Linked DNA regions of Homo sapiens: region 1 is linked to region 2. A link is a contact called in ENCODE Hi-C or POLR2A ChIA-PET data. All regions are on one chromosome and are shown on one strand. The core of a region is the stretch at or near the end of the contact, and the rest is flanking DNA. Distances in the headings are between cores, read along the strand shown. Region 1 holds the start of TTN-AS1 (TTN antisense RNA 1). Region 2 overlaps OSBPL6 (oxysterol binding protein like 6).

Evidence for each region. A loop is a pair of places that touch in the nucleus more often than their neighbours do. ChIA-PET counts read pairs that join two places held with the same protein, here RNA polymerase II (POLR2A). Pooled maps may share reads with other maps.
Region 1: a loop to region 2 is called in a map of PC-9, with 2.4 times the contacts of the local background. The contact joins the promoter of TTN-AS1 here to the enhancer-like site in region 2. A Hi-C loop is called at or near these places in 1 of 168 maps with a recorded cell type or tissue (PC-9), 4 of 37 single-sample maps with no recorded cell type and 12 of 50 pooled maps. POLR2A ChIA-PET finds 5 or more read pairs at or near these places in 2 of 52 experiments (H1 and PC-9).

What each region holds. Positions count from the first base shown.
Region 1 is chr2:178,521,914-178,524,817 of GRCh38, forward strand. TTN-AS1 (TTN antisense RNA 1) reads left to right here and starts at 1,278. Exons shown (of 7, transcript NR_038271.1): 1 at 1,278-1,723. RefSeq lists enhancers at 967-1,479, 1,156-1,305.
Region 2 is chr2:178,295,468-178,298,464 of GRCh38, forward strand. The region is part of intron 2 of OSBPL6 (oxysterol binding protein like 6); the gene reads left to right. Among named protein-coding and RNA genes, the nearest start is that of OSBPL6, 100 kb to the left of the region's middle. Within about 2 kb of position 1,289, at least 3 of the 41 ENCODE cell types and tissues checked have a DNase peak (open chromatin) inside an H3K27ac peak, as active enhancers do.

The DNA.
Region 1 (2,904 bases), core at 28-2,527, 230 kb after region 2:
GGCGAAGGCAAGGAGGAGCAAGTCACATCTTACGTGGTGTCAGGGAAGAGAGAAATGAGAACCAAACAAAAGGGGTTTCCCCTTATAAAACCGTCAGATCTTGTAAGACTTATTCACTACCATGATAACAGTATGGGGGAAACGGCTCCCATGATTCAATTATCTCCTACCAGGTCCCTCTCACAAGGTGGAAATTATGCGAGCTACAATTCAAGATGAGATTTGAGTGAGGACACAGCCAAACCGTATCAGCATGTACGTATAAGAAAAATCATGGCCAGGCGTGGTGGCTCACGCCTGTAATCCCAACACTTTGGGAGGCCGAGGTGGGCAGATCACGAGGTCAGGAGATCCAGACCATCCTGGCTAACAAGGTGAAACTCTGTCTCTACTAAAAACAAAAAATTAGCCTGGCGTGGTGGCAGGCGCCTGTAGTCCCAGCTACTTGGGAGGCTGAGGCCAGAGAATGGCGTGAACCCGGGAGGCGGAGCTTGCAGTGAGCCGAGATTGCGCCACTGCACTCCAGCCTGGGTGACGAGTGAGACTCCGTCTCAAAAAAAAAAAAAAAAAAAAAAAAGGAAAAATCATAGTATTTGTAGGATTCAGTACTATCCACAGTTTCAGGATTCCACTGGGGGATCTTGGGACAGGTTGCCCAAGAATAAAGGTGGCCTGCCGTACATCTAATGAGTACCAGTGAGACCTAGGCTAGGTCCCCTCTAAAGTGCTGCTTCTCTAGTCCCTAGCTTCAATATTCTGTACTGTGGTCCCTAACAGAATAATGATTGCTGGTATTTATTGGGTGCTCTGCTAAGCGCTGTTCTGAGTTTTACAAGTAGTAACTTGTCTAATCGTCACAATAATACTGTGAGGTTGCTGCTGTTATTCTCATTTTATGGACGAGAATGTCAAAGAATGGAGAAGTTGGGTAACCTGCCCCAGGTGAAGTAAGTTAGTAAACAGCAGTTCCTAGATTTGAGCGGGGCCCTCAGGGTTTTGAATGCAGACATGTAATTGCAACATGATTCGGCTGATCATGTAGCCAGGGTGTGGGGTTTATAAAATAGACGTGAATAAAAAAAAGGGGCAGGATGACAGTGAAGCTTGCTCATGGGTTTTGTGGAGGGCGTAGATTGGAACCAAAAAGCACGCCTCGGCTTGGTGCTCCCTGTCGCCCTCTGTTGACATGGGGAGAGAAGAGCGGGTCTGACTCGGAAATGACGCCATAATGCTGAGGAACCACTCCTGGCGTTGCGGAAGGTGGGGTGTGGGGCCGGAAGACCCTCCCCCCGCGTCTTCAGAGGAGCGCTGTTTCTGGAGGAGTTAGGGGAAGGAGGCTGCCTGGTAAGCCAGGAAAGGGGCTTCTGGCCGTTCTGTTGGAGCGCCTCTGACTGACTTCCCCCATGTGTCCGTGTGGCCACACCGTGCTACTTTCAGAGGCAGTGGGCTTTTCGCTAAGGGATAAAAAGAAGTAAAACCTTGCCTTTAGCGCAGCTCTCCTTCACTGGGCAGATTGCTCTCCCTCCCCACTCTCCCAGGCCCAAATTGGATCTCAGCGCCTGGGAGCTCCAACTTTAGCAAGTGCGAAATCCTGTCTTCGGTTTTGGAATTTTCATCCGCACAGACTATATCAGCCACGGATAGGATATGTGAGAATACCAGCATGTCAAGGCTGGGAATCATCCTTAGGCATCACCTAGCCAGTCCTGCCTCTCATTTTAAGGTAAGAATAGGCATTTAACATTGTAAGATGATGTAGTGGGTTCTGTTGGCATCACTTAGATGCCCAGGAAATGTGTATTCTTCCATCGATTTCTCGATTGTTCACTGTTTGGCTGCGTTAGTCCACGGAGAATTGTCCTGGCCAACAGGCACCCCTCTTCACTTGGGAAGGTTTATTTCCCTCTTCCATCCCTCCTCAGCCCCTCAGCTTATAGCCTGTAGCCATTGACTGGTTGGTAAGGGGGTACAAAATGTCAGCCCCCTTGCTCCTAGATGGAACCAACTCTGTGGTACGATTGAAGCTCCCTGTGAGATCTGGCTGAGGCTTCTGCTGAGACCACATTCGTGCTCAGCTTGCTTCCTCTGCCCTATCTGCTGGCTGCCCCATTCCCTTTTTCCCTGAGAGTAATAATCCCTCAAAGAATTTCTGAGACAAGAATCCCCGTCTCAGGCTCTGCTTTTAGGGAATCTGACTTAAGACGGAAAACTTGCTGAATAAATTAATGAAGACCCAGGATTTTTCTCTGGAGAATGAAAACTGACAGTACATTTGCTTCAGCTTTGGTCACCTGTACCTACATTAAGGAGGTGAATTTAGGCAAATAACATCATAGGCTTATAATTATGATTAACAAATTGAAGTGGACAAATACAGATATTTTTGGCATTATTTTATTACCAAGTCTAGATCAGTTGTTTAAAAAGCATAGTAGAATGACACTATTTAAAATAGTGTCAGTCTTCCATATACTGTCATTCTACCATGCTTTTAAAACAACTGATCTAGACTTGGGAATAAAATAGTTCTTTAGTTCTGAGGTCCTTTATTTGTTCTGTCTCAATTTGGAGCTGCAGTAGCCAATATGGACTCAGATTCACAACTGATCATTTTCCCTGAAGTTGTCCTTTTCCGTTCACTATGCTCTTTGAGGGACAGTATCTATACCGTGTTAATCATCTTTGTATTGTTCCCTGTGGTGTTTAGCACAAAAGATTGTGAATTGTAGATGTTCAAAATCCATCAAAGATATTGAATCACAGCTGATTCCGAGTTGAATCAGCTCTCCTAAAAATATTTTTCTTGATATATTTAGAAGATAAACTTTTGGGGATAAATATATCCATGAGAACTATATCTAGGCTTTTTAAACAAAATTGCTGAATACATCTAACGATAATTTA
Region 2 (2,997 bases), core at 39-2,538:
CAGTTTGAGTAGCCACAGCAGAGATTGTATGGTTCACAACGCCTGAAATATTTTCTGTCTGACCCTTTGCATGAAAGCTTTGCAGAGCACCACCTACCCTCCATCCCCCATCTAGTCAAAGACAGTGACTGGGTTATCTCCTTGGGTTACTGAATCTGGAATCTGATACACTTTGCAATTGCAAGGATTAGTGGACAATGGAAGTCCTGTGGGCTCATGATAGAGCTTTTTGATTTGTTTTCCTTATTGGAAGGTGTTGTGTTTATATAATAAAAATTGTAATAAAACACAATTATAATAAAAATAAAATTATTTAAAGATTAATTATAATAAAAAATTAATGGAGGTACTGTGTTTATAAGAAAGTCATTTTTTGTAAGCTATCTAAAGTTGTTAAAACTAATTTGCAGTATAAAAACCATTTAGGAATATATACAGGTTAAATGCTACATGCTTTAATTATCTCTAAAATTCTTGTTCCAAAACTTTCTTAATTTCAGAGGAAAAATCTTAGCAATTCCTTTATTTTTGGGGCTTTAGGTCTGTGAGTTGGCGGTGATTCTGTGTCTGATACTGTGTTACTATTCCCTAGTTTTGTTGGTGTTAGGCCAGTGAAGAATGGGGCCCAATTGGCAACTCGGCATACCTGCTGCCTGCTGGCAGGCTTATTAAAGCACAGATTGCTGGGCACCACCCTCAGAGGTTTTGATTCACAAGCATAGATGAACTCAAGAATTTGCATTTCCAGGAAGTTCCCAAGTGACACGTTGATCCCAATGGTACCCTTGAGAACCTATGTAGTAGATGATTAGCACTGCCATTTCCCAAGCTTGGGGTTTGTGAAGAAGAGTTATTACTATCCCTGTTTTATAGATGAGGAAACTGAAGCAAAGAGAGACTTCAGTAAATTGCCTGAGGTTTCATAGCTAGGAAATGGCGGTGTTGGGACTGGCTTCAAACCCAGGCAATCCATGGGATATTTTAGAGTAAAAATAAAAATGAAAACCACTACAAGAGAAACCACTACAATGAAAACCACCACACACACTGGTGTACTGGCAAATGTTTAACAATCAGCTCTTAAAAACAAAACAAAACAAAACAAAAAGCCCAGATTTGAAGCATTCACATGGCATAGATACTCCCACCATAGTCTATTTCAAGGTCCCAGGGGAATGTCTTTGAAGCCCTAAACTGGGGAGAGATGCACATAGCTCCTGAGCTAGTGCAAGCCAGCTCCAGCTCACCACTAGATACGTGCCAAGGTTACCACACTCCAATTAAATGAGTTCACAAGGCTGCAGAACCTGGGACCTGGCAGTGGATTCTCGGTTATGTCAGCTGTTCCTTCTCTCATGTAACAATGAATGAGCAATAATTGAAACCAACACTCATGCTCGAATGCCCAACACGAGTAGAATTTTGGACATCCTGATATGTGGGTAATGGCTTGCATAAACACTGCTATTCTGGAGGATGACAGGTTTTCAAAATTCTGCTTAAGATTCCTGACCATGAGATGTTGTAATTAGTAGATGGTATCTAGTAAATCAGGTGCCAGGTGCCATAATTCTGTGTGGCCAGGCTAACCCATCAGTGGTGTTTTGAAAGAATTAATGCTACTGCATCTATTTCCTATTCCTAATGTCCCTCAGGCCCCTATAGTACTGTTAGCAGTCTGGCAGGCCTTTTTTTTTAGGACAACTGAGAGATTTTATCTTGGGAATGTTGAACCTTGTACAGTCTTTCTCTCCAGCTCACTATTGAACAGATAGGAAACTCCAGTCTACAAAGCATGTGGATTATTTTGGGTTATCTTTAGGCAAATATAGTAAAATTAAAGAACTAGGCTGGGTACAGTGGCTCACGCCTCTAATCCCAACACTTTGGGAGGCTGAAGTGAGAGGATTGCTTGAGTCCAGGAGTTCAAGAGCAGCTTGGGCAACATAGTGAGACCACCATCTCAAAAAAATTAGAAAAGAAAAAGAACTAATATTAGGGTGGATATCTACAGTCTGCAAGCACAATCAATGTTATTTAATGGATATAATGATGGAAGATTTAAGTCCTAATTAAAGTGATAAGCTCAGTAAACAACCTGAATGGCTTTTGTGGCTCATGACATTTGACTATGATGAGAAAAGTGACATACTCCTCACCTTCATGGATCTTACAGAATCAAGTCAAATAAATACAGTGCAGTATATGTTCAGAAATATATGTATGTGTATGTATAGAAGAAATGCAGATTGGCGTGACAATTCTGTCTAATAGGTTGGAAAGATTTCATAAAGAAGATGAAACTTGACCACAAAATAGTATAAAATTAATGTCTGCATATTGTAGAAGTCATAATAGCTGGTGATTCAGGAACTTTTTATTGTAGTAAAATATGTAGCATAAAATTTATCATTTTAACTGCTTTGAAGTGTCCACTTCTGTATCATTAAGTGCATTCACATTGTTTGGTATCCATCACCACCATGCATTTCCAGAACCTTTCCATCTTTCAAAGTGAAATTCTGTAACCACTAAACACAACTCTTCCCATTTCCTCCTCCTTACAGACCCTGATAACCACCATTCTACCTTCTGTCTTTATACATTTGACTACTTTGCATACCTCATATCTCATATAAGTGAAATCATACAGTATTTGTTTTTTGTTCTTTTGTGCCTAGCTTATTTCACTTTAAAATGATGCCTTCAGGGTCCATCTGTGTCATTACATGTGTCAGAATTTCCTTCCTTTTTAAGGCTGAATAATATTCCATTGTATGGATATAACCCTTTTTTAAATATATTCATTCATTCATTGATGGACACTTGGGTTGCTTCCGCATTTTGGCTACATGCTGCTATGGACATGGTTGTACAGTATCTTAGCCTGTGATTTTAGTTCTTTTGGGGCATATACCTAAAAGTGGAATTGTTGGATCATATGGCAATCTATTTTTAGTTTTTTGTTTGTTTGAGATGGAGTTTTGCTCTTGTTGC